Regions from separate parts of the Mus musculus genome. Here region 2 is linked to region 1. The links are chromatin loops, found by intact Hi-C in ENCODE. Cell type or tissue: left cerebral cortex. All regions are shown on one strand. Each heading gives the region's core, and the rest is flanking DNA. Links, peaks and the distances in the headings are about the cores only.

The links. Peaks named below come from ENCODE experiments on the same cell type or tissue, not always from the same donor. Only the 100,000 strongest peaks of a DNase experiment are listed, where the experiment ranks them.
Region 2: it touches region 1 in a loop (8-fold over the local background); 4 of 42 quality-filtered maps call a loop at or near these places.

Annotation. Positions count from the first base shown.
Region 1 is chr14:67,618,623-67,623,565 of GRCm38, reverse strand. No RefSeq gene overlaps it. Among named protein-coding and RNA genes, the nearest start is that of Gm24981, 54 kb to the right of the region's middle. In left cerebral cortex, for the core only: a CTCF peak has its summit at 2,584; a DNase peak (open chromatin) is centred at 2,566.
Region 2 is chr14:67,944,466-67,949,408 of GRCm38, reverse strand. Gm41188 (a long non-coding RNA gene) reads right to left here and starts at 1,249. Exons shown (of 3, transcript XR_874750.3): 1 at 1,159-1,249. In left cerebral cortex, for the core only: a CTCF peak has its summit at 2,782 (motif pointing right); a DNase peak (open chromatin) is centred at 2,787.

The sequences.
Region 1 (4,943 bases), core at 1,284-3,783:
AAAGAAAGAAAGACACAGACACATGTGACTTCTGCTACATCCTTCAACCATCTAAACAAATGCACGTGGAAGGTATCAGCCCCATTTCATAGACGACAAGCTGAGGCCTGGAGGCCTTAAGTGTCCACTTCAAGATTAGGTGGTATTGTGGTCAGGATTGTACAATGCTCTGCAGATATACTGAAATCATTAAACTATACGCCCACAGCAAGCAAATTTTGTGCTGTGTGAATTAATATCTTGATAAGCTACTAAAATCAAAATACAACAGAAAGCTAAGGCTGGGAAGGCAGGATGTGGTACGGTGGGAAATTTCAGATCTAACTGATCTGGACTCTGGATTCAGTTTCTCAGGATGTAATAACCAAACACCACACGCTGGGCGTCTTCCACTGATGATGTTTGTGTTCGTGTGTTCTGGAGGCTGTGAGTCTGATACCAGGCTGCTGCCAGCGGGGCTGTTTTCTTTGGCGGCCTTAGGATTTGGCTTGTAGGTGGTCACCTTCCCTTCCTGGTCTTCATGTGGCCATCATGTCTGTGTCCTCATGGTTTTTTTAAGAAGGATACCACTCAAGTGGGACCAGGTTCCTCCAGCCTTTTTTCAATTTTAGCCCACCTTTTCTCACTCAATGTAATTAGGTTATGAGTTACTGAGAGCTCAAGCTTTGGAGAGACATATTTTAGTCCATGATAACCTACAAAAATTATGCTCATTTGCCTTTTTAGTCAATAGAAGACCACTATTATGTTTTTTAAAATCCAGTGTTAAACATTTATGGTTATAATATTATATATACATGTATATTATATCATATATATCATATATATGATATATATAATACAATATGTAATATATCACATAGTATGTGATATATTATATATACTATAAATACCATGATATGATAATAGTAACCATATATATAATATCATATATAGATGATACAATATCAATATCTTATATATGACATCACTATCATTATATATGATAAATATATGATATTTATTCTGGATTTATTAGTGTAGGACCGTCTTTCAGTTTTTGAAACAGGGACCTGTGTAACCTAGGCTGGCCTTGAACCTGCTTTGGAGTGGAGGATGACTTCCAACCCCTGATCCTCCCCTCCCAAGCCCCGGGATTAGACGAGTGCACCACCTCACCCAGTTTTATGTTTTGCCCTAGCAGAAGAGAACTGAGCACATTCTGATTTCTACAGATAAGCATTTGCAAATGGTAATGATTTAAAATAAATAGCTCATCATGCAATCTCTGGATACTCCTCAAATACACTGATGCAGAGCCCAAAAGAGAAAAAGTTGAGTTAAAAAACAATGAAGATGAATTACAAACTAATAACTTTAATATCTGTTAGTCATCTTTATCACTAAGTGATAAGTGAAATAAGAAAGCACCCAAGATGTGTAATATATACGATTGTGGTTGCAGATGTAATGCAATCTCCACTCTTGTCATAGCTTTCCTGATTGTTGCAAATGGACTCGGGCTTGTGCTGAGAGAGGGGGCGTCTGTTTGCTTGTGGAGGGTGGCTTCTCTTCCCAGGTTTTGCTGTGGCTTTTCTTCTGAGTCAGAGAGCAGCCAGTTCACGCAGAAGGAACACACACATGCTGTGTTACCCGAGGGGCTGTACAGAGGACAGAGTTTGCAAGATGTCCAGACAGCACAGGTTAGCTTATTGGCATTCTGATATGTTCAGTTTTGACATCTGAGACATCTGATAGTCCATTTAACTTTCCGGGGCAGGCAAACCTCAGTTTTAGAGATACTTGACCTGGATGCCTGTGGACTCCCATACAATCAGCCCATCAGGGCTTCACAGTCTGAAGCTGCCTGTAGTGTGTCCTAGACTCACCACAGTGCCATGTGGTCTGTGTCATTGACATCTGACCACTGGTGACCAACCTGACCACTGGCCTTGTTTGGGTTGATCAGAGCAAGAAACCCAGACACGAGCCCATTGAATGAAAGCCCAGTGTGTTCTTAAGGAAAATTCCAGGATAATTGGATCTAAATGCTTCCTCCTGTTAACTAACCCTTAGACTTCAAGGACACAGGAGAGCCCCTGTTATCTCTTTACAAATCAGCCACAGATCTTAGAAAGAATTGACTGTCACTCAAGACTGCCCTTAAGTCTGCTTCCTCCCTCAATTACGGAAGCCTTTGCAGAGCCGAGGCCAAATGAGTCTATAAAAAGGACTTATTTACCACTTGGCACTTACCCGCCAGCACTGTGTACTCTCTCTCTGTTTCTCTGGTTCACATTTATTCTCTCCACACCCTGTTTTCCCATCTTTTAAACCAATTAGGGAACTGTAGGTTTGGCCCAAGTACCACAAAAGCTGTTCTTTTTGAGCACTGAATTTTTCAGTCAACAAGGAGAGGCCAGCCAAGATCCCTTTATCTCAAAGACAAACAAAAGCAGCTAATGAGGGAGGTGGGAGGGCTGGAGGTGGTGCATTCTGGAAGCTTTACTCATTCTTTGGAGGAGATAGCATGATTTTATGCAAATTGGGATTCTATGCACTGGATCGGCTCAGCCAAGAATCTTGCTAACTTACAGCTCTGCCCCACTGGATGGCAACAGAGAGCTATCTATGCCTTGGTCTCTGTAGTTGGAATATCTTTCCCTCTTGCTGAAGGGGAATGAATCTTTCTAGTGGAACAATACTAAGAATTTTGCCCAAGAAGAACTGATTCTTGCCTCAGTTCTCCTTTTGCAAAGTTAGCCTATGTTTCATATTCAACATGCTTGTATTTTTTTAATTTATTTATCAGGACAATGAGCTTGACACATATGACTGGTGCATTGAATTCATAGGTTCCACATCCTCATATCCAGCCAGCAGAAGATTGGGACTATTAAAAAAAATCTGTATATATGCTCAACACATACAGATTTTTTTTTTACCTTGTCATCTTTGCCTAAAGAGCATGGGACCATAGCTACTTGCATAACATTTCCATTGTGTTGGTAGGTGTTAGAAATAATCTGGAGATGCGTTACTCTACATGAAGGTTGCACAGAGGTGATGCACAGATGCTACACCATTTTATAGAGGAATTTCAGCATCAACAGATTTGGGTGTTTGGGTGTCCAGGGATCAGTTTCTGTGGATACCAAAGGATGACAGCACTGTATTGTGTTTCCCAAGAAAACCACAAAGCCAAATTTCCTCTTCTTTCTTTTAATGATATGTATTGCTTTGAAAATACCCCACCCCCACCCTCAGTAGCTGCACTAGCTGGGTATGAAATTGAAGGCAACAGTAAGACTTGGCTTTGGTCAGATTTCATGCTGAGTCTCCCACTCGGAGCAAGTCACTGACTGGTCTGAGCAACCAGAGGAGAGCATGATGTTGATGGGGCTGGGCAGTGGAAGGGAGGAACAGCGGTGCTCACGTGGCTTTCCACACAATGGGAGAAGAAACCTGCCATATCCACTCAACACCATAGCCTGGGAAAGCTGGTGCTCTCCAGGACTCAGCAGTTGACACTGTTTAAAAGTTCAAACGATTGGTGAGGAGATATGGAGCAAAGAAGAGAGACCAGGAAACGGGACTTCTGTCGTAGCCATAATGCTACCAGAAGAGCCAAGAGTGCCCTTTGAGTTCACTGTGCAAAGAGCAGCCTGTTGCAAACTTGCCTGGCATGAGGGAGAGAAGGGGAAAGAGAACTCGGGGGAACAAGGAGACCAGAAAGAAGAGGAGAAAGAAGGGTGGGGCTGGAAGATGACAGAAAGTCACGATGAAGGTCACCCACCCTGGCTAGAAGCCCAGAACCTCAGGTCCAGGGCCATCTGCTTGGCTCCCTGCTTGAGTACCCTCAATCCCTAGTTGAGTGCAGGGCACGGGCAGAGCTAGATGATAACCATTGGTAAGTTCAGAGGTCCTTGGGCTGACCCTTGAGAGGAAATCCTTGTGGCTGATGGATATGTAGCCCGGGAAGTCTCTTTGAGGACTTAGAAATCCCCAAACACCTCCTCTCGTCTCTGCCTAGCTGAGAGTTGGAGCAGGGCTGTACAGGATTCCAAAACCACTTCACCCAGGATCAGCTGATGACTGTTCACGCCTGTGGCCCGAGGCTCTACAGAGGGGTCCAGGCCAGCGCAGAGCCTGTCTGGCCTAGGAAGCAGTCCTGGCAGAACCAGGAGGAAGAAAGACAAAGACCCTGAATACTGCAGTGGGAGACTTCAGAAGATACAACTGGGAGGTCCAAAGAAGTCAGAACTGAGGAGTGGACTTCTCTGGGGATGTCTTTTGAATTGAATCAAGTAGTATCAGTTCGTATTTACATAACCTTATATAACAAGCCAAACAAAAGAAGATACTTCGGGGCCAAGAGCATATTGAAAAGACAAGAGAGGGAACTTCTCAGGAGAGAAGACAGAATTCAGGGCTATCTTTGGATTAAATAAGAAACTGCTTGTATATTTAAAGCCATTCCACACTCATTTATTGCGTTTGAAAACAGTTCCCGGATGGCAGCGTTGGGGACACGAGCTGTTTCTGAGCCCATTTTCGGCTTCTCGTTTGTCTAATGAGCGATTTGAGCTTTTGCTTCGGTACCCAGAAAAGATAACACTGTACGCCGGTATAGGACATGGCACAGTCCCAAGCATCACTATGCCTGTCTGACCCAGGCAACTACTACCCTGTCAGGAGGGCTCGGCTCACATTTCTGACTCTCCAAGTGCAGATATTTCAGAAAGTGCAAGGTGACTTAACCAGAGTCACACTTGCATATAGATGCCCCAGTATAGGGGAATCAAGGGCAGGGAGGTGGAAGTGGGTGGGTGGGTGGAGGAACACCCTCATAGAAGCAAGGGGAGGGAGGATGTGTTAGGGTGTTTCTGGGAAAGAGGGATACCAGGAAAGGGGATAACATTTGAAATGTAAATAAAGAAAATATCCAATAAAAAAAAAGAAAG
Region 2 (4,943 bases), core at 1,491-3,990, 330 kb before region 1:
GCCTCTGACACTGTAAGCCAGCCCCAGTTAAATGTTTCCCTTTGTAAGAGTTGCCATGGTCATGGTATCTCTTCACAGAAATAAACTCCTAACTAGGAAAGGGGTCACCACGGATGAAGGAAGTGTCTCAGAGTTAGGAAGGTTGAGAACTGTTGCTGTAGACAACGCGCACACAGTTTTGTGGTAGTTACAGAAAATTGGTTCTTAACAATATCAAGTTAACAATACCTCTGACCAAAAACTAGGTACACAGAAATGCTTCCACAGAGGAAAAGTGTAGAGAGCACAGACAGACATGGCAACTGTCAGGGGCGCTAGGGTTATAAGTGTGGGAATTGGGGGCTCACCAACTGTCCTGGCGCTGGAGTTACAGGTGCATGCTACCGTGGTCAGCTTTCAGGTGCCTTCTAGAGACCTGAACTTGGGTCGTCTCACTTTAACCACTGAGCCATCTTCCCAGCCCCAGTTTTGGTTTTTAGGCAGAACTGGAATAAACCTGGCAGGGGAGCTGCACCTCTGAACACATGACCTGGACAGTATACACAAACTTCATGCAAGCTCAAGCAGACTAAATCCCATCATGGAGAAGTGAGGTATGCACAACCCCTAGAAGAGAAGACGCTGGCAGTCAGTAGCTGCCGGAAATGGAGAGTCAGTTTTCTTGAAGCATATACCCTAATTGGGTTGATCAAACTCTAATGGAAGGCACACATCCAGGAATATATGTGCAGGGCAAACCGGATTGATGGGTGGGGAAGGGGGAAAAAAAAAGAGGACACAAAATAAAAGATGGTAGATGGTGTGTGTGTGTGTGTGTGTGTGTGAATATAAACACATTACGAGACGTTCTAAAAGAACTAATAAAAGGTAAGGATTTAAAGGGGTGTGGACATTTTGGGGAAAAAAAAGGCAGTAATCAGAGTGGCTGAGATGGCTCAGTAGGTAAACGTGCTTGTTACCAAAGCCTGAGTTCCATCCTCAGAGCCAGTGTGGAGGAGAGAACAGACTCCAGCAAGCTGTCTCTGACCTCCCGTGCTGGCACAGGGGTATGCATGCCCCCGCCCCCACCAAGCAAGTCACGTAATAAAGCGGTGTGTGTGTGTGTGTGTGTGTTTCTTTTTTAATCAATTAAGGAAAAAACTACACACTAGTGCTAACCTCTGTATTATTCACCGCAGCAGAGGAGAGGGAGCAACTCAAATGTCCGTCAACAGATGAGTAGACACACAGAATATGGTCTTCCTGTCCAGGGGCATATTCTGCAAATGTAATAAGGAAAAAACATATCATCTCATGGTAAAACATTGATGGGTCTCAAGAACGTTTTGTTAAGCCACGTGCATGGTTCTGGTGCCACTGAGAGCTTCCTGTCCCCGGGTAGGTGGGCCTTCTGTCTCATTTCAACTTGCTTACAAAAAATGGAACTCCAGCCAGTCAGTGATGGCACACGCCTTTAATCCCAGCACTTGGGAGGCAGAGACAGGAGGATTTCTGAGTTTGAGGCCAGCCTGGTCTACAGAGTAAGTTCCAGGACAGCCAGGGCTACACAGAGAAACCCTGTCTCAAAAAAAAAAAAAAAAAAAAAAAAAAAAAAAAAAAAATGGAACTCAGCAGCTAAGTGTGTCAACTGTTCACAAAAGGGTTAAATCACCTTGCTTCCAAGGTCACATGGAGTGAGAGGAAGAGGGACAGAGGGACTGAAGATTGCCCAGAATGGCCTGCCACAGGCAGCATCTTTTTGTACCAAAAATACAGGGTAGATCGGAGTCATTTCTGGTTTTGACTTGTTTGCTCTCAGAGATTTTTCTGAGACCAGCACATACTGTCCTGGAGCCCTGACCCCTTGCCTCTAATTGCCTGGACTCCTCCAGGTGACCAGCTGCCTGGACGGCTCAGCAGATATCCCGAGGCTGCAGTAACTGGCTTCTGGCTGCACTTCCCAGACCTTACTGCCCCTGGCTGTTCGGATCTGCTGCCCTGATGATCTTTCCAGTTTGTTCTCTCTGTCATTCCCACCATTTCTTTAATTTCTCAGCTGCTTCATGCCCTCGGTTTTGTTTTGTTTTTCAAAGCTTGACAGGAAATAGCATTATATTTAGCAATACACCTTGGGTTTCCTCAGAGCAGTGGTTCTCAACCTGTGGTTGGTGACCCCTTAGCAAACCTCTAACTCCAAAATAAAAAAAAATTTTTTTTGCTTTCTTTATTTTTTATTTTTATTTATTTAATATTTTTTATTTATTTACTTATTTATTTTGACTTTTCGAGACAGGGTTTCTCTGTATAGCTCTGGCTGTCCTGGCGCTCACTCTGTAGACTAGGCTGGCTCAAACTCAGAAATCTGCCTGCCTCTGCCTCCCAAGTGCTGGGATTAAAGGCATGTGCCACCACTGCCCAGCTCCAAAAATATTTATATGATGATTTATAGCAGTAGCAAAGTTACAGTTATGAAGTAGCAATGAAAATAATCTTATGGTTGTGGGTCGCCACAATATGACAACTGTATTAAAGAGTTGCATTCGGAGTGTTGAGAACTGTTGCCTTAGAACATAGTACTAGGAGCTGTTGGCATCTGCGTTCTGTCACTAACACAAGTTTGATAGAAAACCCTGTACACGAAGGCAGGTCCAATAAGCCCTTCTTGTTCTCCCTGGTCATAAAGAGGATGACAGGGAAGATCTGATCCACACAGCCTCCCTATCTGAGTCCATTTACCCACTCCCTTCCCAACAACCCTTCTACATTCACTGCAACAGATTAGATCCGCTGTTGGATAACTGCGATTCATAATTCCAACAGCAGGTGGCACTAGCACCATATCTATCTAGTCTACATTGCGCTTGCCCCCCCCCCTTTTTTTTTAAATAATGACTCCTCCAAATAACATTTCTTTTCCAAGAATAGCAACATTGCCTCCTTGATCTGCTCATTTTTGCCATTCCTCCATAACACAGTACACTAATCCTTCATAATTCCACAAGCTATTTTCAGTAATATATAGTGAATTATTGGTATTCAAAAACCACGGGCACAAATTGCTATGGACTGATTTCCTGAAATTTACAGATCTGTTTTGAAGCTTGGCCCTCTTCCTGTAACATGATCCTTAAATTTGATGGTCTTTTTCTACTCTGTGCCAGGGAGACAAGCATATTCCACATCTGTGGTCTTCTGTAACCCTTAGATAGGTCATGCCATGTCCTTCTTGGATACTACAGGACATATGTTTAGTAGAAAGCTCATAATGCTGAGTGAGATCACCCTCCTGTTGCTTGATGGACAGGTTCCTGGGTCATTTAGCAATGATGGTATATATTTTCAAGTTAGATTTTTTTTCATGCTTTCACAAGTATCGTCCTGTGTTTCATTTCCTATGCTCTTGCCTCTGCAACTAGCGACGGCCCCTTCTCCACCCTGCCGTGGAAGCTACAGGTGACCTCTGACAATGAAGGTCCCTCTTACTCTGGGGCTGAGCACCCACTCATCAGATGCTCACTGAGAGTCAATGCTAGGAAAACTCTGCAAAATTTATTGTGCAACTACTATGGCCTCACTTGTGAAGAGACTTCTGTGGTTTGTACCAAAAAGACAATGCCGACAGAGATCACAATAGCACCTCTGCGGGGGGGGGGGGGGGGGGGCAGGGCTGTCAGCTCACTCTGCGTGGGGAGGTGAAGGCTGAAGGCTGAGGCCCTGTAAATGCTTTAGATGGCAGTCATGGCATCCACTTTACTGGAAGAGTTCAAAATGTCACCTCACATTACTGCAAGGCTCCTTCCTCTCAGGGAAGTCCCCATTGACAAGCAAAAGACAGCCCTCTGGCTCCGTCTGTTTAGACTCTTCTGGAACAAATCGAGTAATAGCCTTTGGCCGTCAGATTCTCTCAGCACTTGTTTGTGAACATTTTGGGGGAAGAGGAACCGAATTTGCAGAAATTGAAAGATCATGCATTTCAACGTAGTAGTAGATTTTATGAAGGGGCTGGTGCGTGAGCATGCACACCTCTGTGTGTGTGTGTGTGTGTGTGTGTGTGTGTGTGTGTGTGTGTGTGTGTGTATCTGTGTGTGTGTGTGTGTGTATCTGTGTGTGTATCTGTGTATGTGCATGCATGCTTGTTGGTACCCATGGGAGGGAGTGTGTTCAAATGTTTTTGTCTGGTTTTGCTCATGGAACAAATTACTACAGACTTAGTATTTTATAAGGAAAAGAAGCTTATTGTTCATGGCTCTGTCAAGAAGTCCAAGTGTACAAGGTCAGTCCCTGGCAAGGAAAGCCATGGCATGTCGTGAGGCGAAGGGAAGAAATCCAGCAAAGACCCAAAGAGAGTTAAACTCTTATCATTTCAAGAAAGTGAACATATTTGAACATCCAATAATATTGAAGCAGTCTTAAATGCAGAGCTTCCGTGAGCTGACCACCTCAATGCTGTAACCATGGCCATTAAATTTTCACTTGCATTTGGAAGGGACTGCCAAGCCATGACTTTCATGTGGTTTTGCTTCCTTCAAAAATGTTGACTCGGTCACGTCTGTCATCAGCAAGTAAGGGCAACCTGCGCTAGCCTCATTCATGCAATTCCTGTCTCTGCCTTTTCATTAGATATAGCTTCTTGGAAGCTGCTCTAGCTTCAGGGGGTCCCCTTACCCCAATCCCTTTCTCTCTCAGCTTTTATTTGGGAGGTGACTGAGACAGGGTCTCTTAGATATAGCCTGGCCTCAAATTTACCGTATACCCAAGGATCTTTTAAAAATTTTTTTGGTTTTTTGAGACAGGGTTTCCCTGTATAGCCCTGGCTGACATGGAACTCACTCTGTAGACAAGGCTGGCCTCGAACTCAGAAATTCACCTGCCTCTGCCCACCAAGTGCTAGGATTAAAGGCATGCGCCACCACTGCCCAGCTTTAAAATTTATTTAATTAACTTTTTTCGTTAGTTGTCCAAGA